3 separate regions of the Mus musculus genome follow, and regions 2 and 3 are each linked to region 1. The links are chromatin loops, found by intact Hi-C in ENCODE. Cell type or tissue: left cerebral cortex. All regions are shown on one strand.

Region 1 (2,500 bases):
TAGACAAAGGCTGAGCTGAATAGAGCCGATTCACAGAAAACCTTCCAAGTCAGACTGAGGACACAGGAGGAACGCTGCAGTATTAGGTACAAACACGGCATAAGAAAATCTGCAGTTAGTGGTCGCTTTAGCCCCAGAGCAAGCAGGTATTCAAAATATCAGTGCTGCCAGTTAGCGGCATAAACAACAAAATACTCTGCACCACTTCACATGGCCGCCCTCATTTCTTCAGTGAAAACTCTCTTCCAATAATGAAATGCTCATCAGGTTCACCTCCTCCAGAAAAATCTTCTCGACTTCTTGGTCAGAGGACAGAACACTCACTTCCGATAGTTAGAGCATTGTCTGATTCTCTATTTGTAATTCTCATCTCAGAATACGAGTCATTCCTTCAGAAAGTTCTTTGAGGAACCCAAGATTTAGCAATGAGAAATGACAGCGCTCTACCTTAACCACTGAGCCACCTCTCTCTCTAGCCCACCTTCACATTCTCGAGACTGGTGTCGAAGGAAGTTTGTATTATTTTCTTGAGATCCTGGCGAGAAAGACTCATTGGAAATCTAAAATTTACTCACTCAAGCTTTGAGCATTTCCCTCCATTACTTATATTGATTTGTATGGTGTAATGAAAACAGCCTGAGATTTTTAAGTAAAACAACTTGTAGTATGTATTCCCTGCATGAATGGTCTACTAAACGGCAAGCACTCACATCTTCATTCACTAGCTTCAATGAAAGCGAAAGGTTTGAAAAGTAATCTCTAGAGAGAGGAATCTTAGAGAATTCTCTGGTGAGGGCTGGCTAGGGAAAAACGTTAAAATTTGGAAACCTAGTCCTAATGTACTAGTGAACGTAACACCTCCTGTCTCTAATAAATTACCAAGTAAGGATTCAAACGTTTGGTTGAAGGTAGACTGTGTTCTAAGTGCAGAATCTAAAATTTGCTCTAACTTAGGTGGCTTCCAATGAGTCTTTCGACAGGATCTCAAGAAAATAATCAAACTTCCTTCAAAACCAATATCAAGAAAAGATTAAGAACATGCACTGCTCTTCCAAAGGACCTGAGTTCAAGTCCCAAGCACCCACACCAGGAGGCTCACAACTACCTGTAGTTCCAGCTCCAGAAAGATCCAACACCTCTGGCGCTGTGCTCACGTGCACATATATATATACACACAGAGAGACAAACCCCACATAATTTAAAATAAAAACTAATCTTAAAAAAAATAAAGAATCTGAAGCTGACGCGGGAGAAAGGCAAGACATGAAACACTGCTTCAACAGTGACGGTGAAATGTAAGGGCTAAAACTGCCACTTGCTCTTGTAGCAACTACTAGCACTGCACTCATCGACAATTCCCAAGTCTACCCCCACCACTCAAGTCCGTGCCCGCCACGGTGGGGACAGAAAGCCCAAGCCTGGCAGCGGTTGGTTTTCTACGTAATGACTCTGACAGGCACTCGAGTAGACTAGGGAATAAAAGTCCCGGGACAAAGACCTTGACAGATGCTGATGTGAGAGTTCACCAAAAAAAAAAAAAAAAAAAAAAAAAAAAAATTTTTTTTAAAAGAGGCGGCCGCGCACGCGCACTAATGCTCCCTCCCACCCGCCGCACACCTGCTGAGCTAGGAGCTGCCGCCGTAACTTCTGCCGCTCCCGGATCTCCTGCAGGCGGCTATCCATGCCCCAGCTTCGGCTGCTCACCACCCCGACAGACTCCGCGCCCGCCAAAATGCAAATCCACCTGCCAAACCAGGAAACACCGGGTCCCGCCCCGCAGAGATTCTGACCCGGAGACTTTCACGTCCCTCAGGAGGAAGTTTCCGGCGCGCCTGAAACAGGCTATGCCTGAACAGGAAGTCCCGCCTCCAGGACGCCGAAGATATGATGTCACACGACGAGACCCAATGGGGATGTAGTGGTGGTTGAGGGCGAGGAGCCGCTTTTGGCTATCTTCTTAGTGCTTAAAGTCTTTCCTGAAGGGTTAGGCTCGGTTTTTTTGTTTTTTGTTTTTCCTGCTCATAAAAGAAGTTTTTCTTTTTCCCGTTAACCAATTGTCCGCCTGCCAGTCCTGGCTTTTTAATATTTGAGGGATGCTTGTGGGTTTCTTTCACTGCAATACTGACCGGCTTGTGAAGGACTGGATCGCCGCTCAGTAACCTTGGCAAGTTAGCGAGCTTTTGTAAAAGAACAGAGAAAGAGGGTCTTGGGGGGCTGAGGCAGGAGGACCCAGGAGTTTGGAGCCTAGGCTATGTAATGAAACCCTGTCATTCACTCATTTATTTATATAAATAAATAAATAAATAAATAAGAACAGAGAAAGAGGGTCTTGGGGGGCTGAGGCAGGAGGACCCAGGAGTTTGGAGCCTAGGCTATGTAATGAAACCCTGTCATTCACTCATTTATATAAATAAATAAACAAACAAATAAATAAATAAATGCAAGCAAACATAGCGGTAGTTACGTAGTGAAACCCTGTCATTCATAAACACACAAACAG
Region 2 (2,500 bases), 890 kb after region 1:
AGCCCGCTCTCTGGCTCCAAATCAGCAATGGACTTTTAATTTCTCTATACTTTTCTGCTTGTAATTCTTAATGCTGATTATTGAAGTGACAGGACCCAGAATCACCAGGAAAACAAAACTGTGAGTGTGCATAAGGGGTTTGTAGATTGGGCGAGCAGAACTATCCTCACTACAGGCAAGACCCACAATGCCATAGGCTAGAATCCTCCAGTGAGTGAAAGGTAGAAAGCTGAGTAACAGTGGTCCCTGCGCCCTGTTTTGTGACTGCAGATGCAGTGAGACCGACCGCTGCCTTGTATTTCTGCGCCATGTTTGCCCTGGTGGTGCACTGGACCCTCAGACTGTGAGCCAAACTAGACCCTTCCGTCCTTAAGTTGTCATGCATTGTGTTCACAATATTAAAACTGTAGTACACTGCTGTGTATGGATAGGATATTTTCTTTGTCTCTGATTCTCAAAAAATTGTATAAGACCCAAAATACCCGTCTTAAGACTATGGACAGATATAGTTTACATTTTAACTTACCAACTTCTAACATATTTCTTTGAGTTTAAAAAAAAATACGCTTGATACTCTTCTTCTTAACAGAGATTGATGATAAAATATTCACTTTATTTCATTTATTTTAAGGGCTCTTTAATTTATTTGTCAGAATTTATTTAATATTTTCTATTATCTTTCATAATTTAATATGAAATCACTAACATACTTTTCAGTTTATTTCCATTTCAGGATGTTCTTAGTATATTATGAAGTGGAACTTTAATGATATGTCTATTTCTTCTGAATTATTGAATGTCTCTCCGGTCTTTCATTTTGGGATTTTTGCGGAGTTAGTATTTTATGAAGATAGATTTTTATGAAGATGAATTAAGGGTCGTCAAAACTGCCTTCATCTACCCCCTGTGCGGATCGTAGAAAGCAGAATATTAGATTGGAAGCTTCCTTCTGAGTTAGAAGGTCCCGCAGCATCAAAATCCTCTCTGTGTGATCTGAGAATTCTGCGGAAGCATTTTCTGCTTTAAAACCAGCTCCTGTTTCCCTGGGGTTTCCAGCCGCGATTGCAAATGCGGTTCCTGGAGCTACATTGCCCCCATGCGACCGAACAGGAGAACGGCACAAAAAATGAAACCTTTGGTTTTTGTGTTTGTTTGTTTGTTTGTTTGTTTTTAGATATTTTCTTTATTTACATTTCAAATGTTTTTCCCTTTCCTGATTTCCCTTCCGAAAATCCCTATCCCATCCCACTCCCCTTGCTCACCTCCAAACCCACTCCCACTTCCTGGCCCTGGCATTCCCCTACACTGGGGCATTGAGCCTTCACAGGACCAAGGACCTCTCCTCCCATTGATGACCGACTAGGCCATCCTCTGCTACATATGCAGCTGGAGCCATGGGTCCCTCCATGTGTGCTCTTTGGTTGGTGGTTTAGTCCTAGGGAGCTCTGGGGGTACTGGTTGGTTCATAGTGTTGTTCCTCCTATGGGACTGCAAAACCCCTTCAGCCCCTTGGGTCCTTCCTGTAGTTCCTTCATTGGGAACCCTGCAGAGCAATTTTTAAAATATGTATTTTTACATTTCCTTAAATCAGTGTATAATGTATTAGATAGGATATAGTGTACTAGGCAGGACATTTTCAGGTAGCATGTGTTTTTGTGATTCTCTGTCTGCCTCTCTCGAAACAGCCTGTTCTCTCCGTGTAGCAATCCCCGCCACCCCCCTCCCACCCCAACTTTTTAGCTTATTCTCCATCATTCCTGACCAACTCATGTTACCGTTTTGAGGTTTTCTTTCTAGAATTTGGAATTTACCCCCCCCCCCCACACACACACACACATCTGTTTACATATATACAAGTAGACATTAAAGGCTTGGGTGTGAATACGGGAGAGAACATGGGTATTTTTGTCTTTCTGAGTTTGGGTCACGTCGCTCAGCATATTTTCTCTTTGATTTCACACTGGGAAGCTGCCATTCAGTGAGAACCGCGTGCCCACACTGGAAAAGTGAGTCGCAAACACCCCGTGTCATTTACTTTGATTGAGGACATTTGTGGAGAGGTTTACTGTTCGGTGGGTAGAATTTTTCTGTACTAGCTTTAAAATCCTAACTAGGTTTTTTGTTTTTTTTGGGGGGGGTCTTTTTTGTTTGTTTGTTTGTTTGTTTTTGTATTCTTGGGCAGCTCAAGTCTTTCTGAGCACCGATCCAACGCTACAGGCTCCCACTCACTGCATCCTCGGTGTGTGAGTCCACGATACTCTTTGTTTCAGTAAACATTTGCTTTCGTTCAACATGGAATTGGTCAGATTTGGTCATGTACCTATATCTGTACCAATACAATTTTATTGTTCTTCCTCTTTACAAACCATGACCGTATTTTTATCTGGAATCTTACAGCTAGCACGGAATTTGCTTCGGCACAGCAGATTTCCTCCAGTATTACCGATGCTATCAGCCTGCTGAATACAAACTCTCTTTTCTAGGTTCAAAAATCTTCTCT
Region 3 (2,500 bases), 61 kb after region 1:
TGGAATGCTCACAAAAAGGGATCTATCATGACTGCCCTCTGAAAGAATCAGATGCAGATATTTGCACCCAACCAATGGACAGAAGCAGCTGACCCCTGTTGTTGAATTAGGGGAGACTGAAAGAAGCTGAGGAGATGGGTGATTACGTTGGAGGACCAGCAGTCTCAGTTAATCTGGACCCCTGAGATCTTTCAAACACTGGACCACCAAACATACAGCATACACCAGCTGATATGAGGCCCCTTACACACATACAGTGGAGGACTTCAGGTCTGTGTTCATTCAGCTAACCCTCAAGAGACTGGAGGCCCCAGGGAGTTTAGAGATCAGGTGGGGTGGGGTGTGGGGGCATCCATGTGGAGACGGGATGGGGTGGGAAGGAGTTATGGGATGTGGAACAATTGGAGGGTGGATGGGGAGGGGCGGGGAATGGAATATAGAGTGTAAAAATGAATTACAAATAAAAACTTTTAAAAATTGACAAATGCATTCATTCTTGGGTTTCTGACAGTTATTTTACACAGTGAAATGATTCCTAAAATATTAAGTGAAGTTGAATTATTTAAAGCCAGGTGCGAGGATCACTTCCAGTTTCTGAATAAAACCTAGATTTTAACAATGGTCATTTAAATTTTGTTCAAGTTTTCTTTGGATTGCATCACATTAGGGAACGGAGTCCCTTCGTTGCTGAAACATCAACATCCCAGAAAGCAAGCTTGTCATCTTCCTATCCTAATTCCTGTTTCTTCTTTAACTTAGTGGCATGGACAAGAGCAATCGGCAACCCTAAGCCTTCAGCCCCAGCTAATTCTTAAAGTCCTAAACCTAGAGGCTTCGGAGTGGCACAGGGGGATGTTGGAAGTGGTGTACTGAACCATCAGAGAAATTAATAACATCTCCCATAGGTAGAGTCTACTTTTATTGAAGCTAGCTGGAGGAAGCTAGCTCTTGCCTGGGGCAGCAAATCAAGAGGCTTAATTCAAGTCCCGACCCTGTGGGCAGGAGGCAGGTGCCGCAGGGACACAGCGTCTGTGGAGGCTGGAGATCAGGATGAATCCCTATTAAAACTTAACAACTGGTGTCCAGGGCATCTGGTGGAAAGTGGGAGGCAGGAAGGAGAAAGGTTCAGGTTCCTTTTGCTGGATCTACTCGGGCATTTAATTTCCTCTAACGTTCGTCGGAACACGGTGTGAAGCTTGGGATCTTAAAGGACTCAGCTCTGCCAAGTGGTTTTAACACTCCTGGTGGGCTTTCATAACTTCTATGCTGCGAAACGCCAAGGCAGAGAGGTGCATCTAATTCCATCCACATTTCTCCAGAGATTGCAAAACACACACGGAACCACCGAGAACGGGAGGGACCGGTGCCAGGCGGGAGCCGACAGACAGGGCTGTGGTGGTGCCTGTTGGCACCGGCAGCCTAGACCTTCCCCCGCGTTGGCACCGAGAGCCCGCGCCTCCGCCTGACAGCCGAGGGTGGGGTGGAGGTCGGACTCCGGGCTACAGAGCTCCTGGCGCTCATCGCCTCTGGCGCTCCAGCCTTTGCTTCGCGGGGCTGACCCTTTGGGTCCCGGTGTGATCCTCCAGCTGCCCCGGGGGCTGGGACAGCAGGGCGGCGGCGCGAGCGTGGGAGGGGGCTCTAGGACTCTGCCGGCCCCGCCCCGCCCCCTCCGCGGGGACCCGGAGCCCAGCATGGACCACACTCGGCGCCGCAGCCATGGCGCTCGCCCGCTGCGTGCTGGCTGTGATTTTAGGGGCACTGTCTGTAGTGGCCCGCGCTGATCCGGTCTCGCGCTCTCCCCTTCACCGCCCGCATCCGTCCCCACCGCGTTCCCAACACGCGCACTACCTTCCCAGCTCGCGGCGGCCACCCAGGACCCCGCGCTTCCCGCTCCCGCTGCGGATCCCCGCTGCCCAGCGCCCGCAGGTCCTCAGCACCGGGCACACGCCCCCGACGATTCCACGCCGCTGCGGGGCAGGAGAGTCGTGGGGCAATGCCACCAACCTCGGCGTCCCGTGTCTACACTGGGACGAGGTGCCGCCCTTCCTGGAGCGGTCGCCCCCGGCCAGTTGGGCTGAGCTGCGAGGGCAGCCGCACAACTTCTGCCGGAGCCCGGATGGCTCGGGCAGACCTTGGTGCTTCTATCGGAATGCCCAGGGCAAAGTAGACTGGGGCTACTGCGATTGTGGTCAAGGTGAGTGGCATCCGGGCAGAGGTGACAGCTAGGGACTGGCACAGAGGCAGCCTGACTCCGGACCGTACCTGTGTACCTGACCTGTGTACCTGGAGACAAGGGGTTGAGAGCTTGCATTGTGGTGTGGTGGTGGGCTTGGAAGCCCGATAACTAGTAAAGTGCATTCATTTGTACAGTAAATGTCAGTCAGGAAAGCATGCATCCTGTGACGATTGTCACGGGGACAGTAGCTGCATAGGGTGCTCAACTCTAGCACCTAGAAGAGGTCTGTCCAGTCAACGTGTGTGTGTGTGTGTGTGTGTGTGT

What was found. A loop is a pair of places that touch in the nucleus more often than their neighbours do. Peaks named below come from ENCODE experiments on the same cell type or tissue, not always from the same donor. Only the 100,000 strongest peaks of a DNase experiment are listed, where the experiment ranks them.
Region 2: it touches region 1 in a loop (2.2-fold over the local background); 3 of 42 quality-filtered maps call a loop at or near these places.
Region 3: it touches region 1 in a loop (3-fold over the local background); 6 of 42 quality-filtered maps call a loop at or near these places.

What each region holds. Positions count from the first base shown.
Region 1 is chr3:123,384,145-123,386,644 of GRCm38, forward strand. Mettl14 (methyltransferase like 14) reads right to left here and starts at 1,846. Exons shown (of 11, transcript NM_201638.2): 1 at 1,618-1,846. The coding sequence starts at 1,683. In left cerebral cortex, no CTCF peak of the experiment used is centred here; DNase peaks (open chromatin) are centred at 1,438 and 1,862; H3K4me3 peaks cover 1,795 bases; H3K27ac peaks cover 1,202 bases.
Region 2 is chr3:124,274,084-124,276,583 of GRCm38, forward strand. No RefSeq gene overlaps it. Among named protein-coding and RNA genes, the nearest start is that of Tram1l1, 46 kb to the right of the region's middle. In left cerebral cortex, a CTCF peak has its summit at 1,104; a DNase peak (open chromatin) is centred at 1,031; H3K4me3 peaks cover 312 bases.
Region 3 is chr3:123,445,443-123,447,942 of GRCm38, forward strand. It overlaps Prss12 (protease, serine 12 neurotrypsin (motopsin)), which reads left to right and starts at 1,471. Exons shown (of 11, transcript NM_008939.2): 1 at 1,471-2,194. The coding sequence starts at 1,717. All of the region lies in intron 1 of Gm35065 (a long non-coding RNA gene), which reads right to left. In left cerebral cortex, no CTCF peak of the experiment used is centred here; DNase peaks (open chromatin) are centred at 1,374 and 2,237; H3K4me3 peaks cover 1,613 bases; H3K27ac peaks cover 1,404 bases.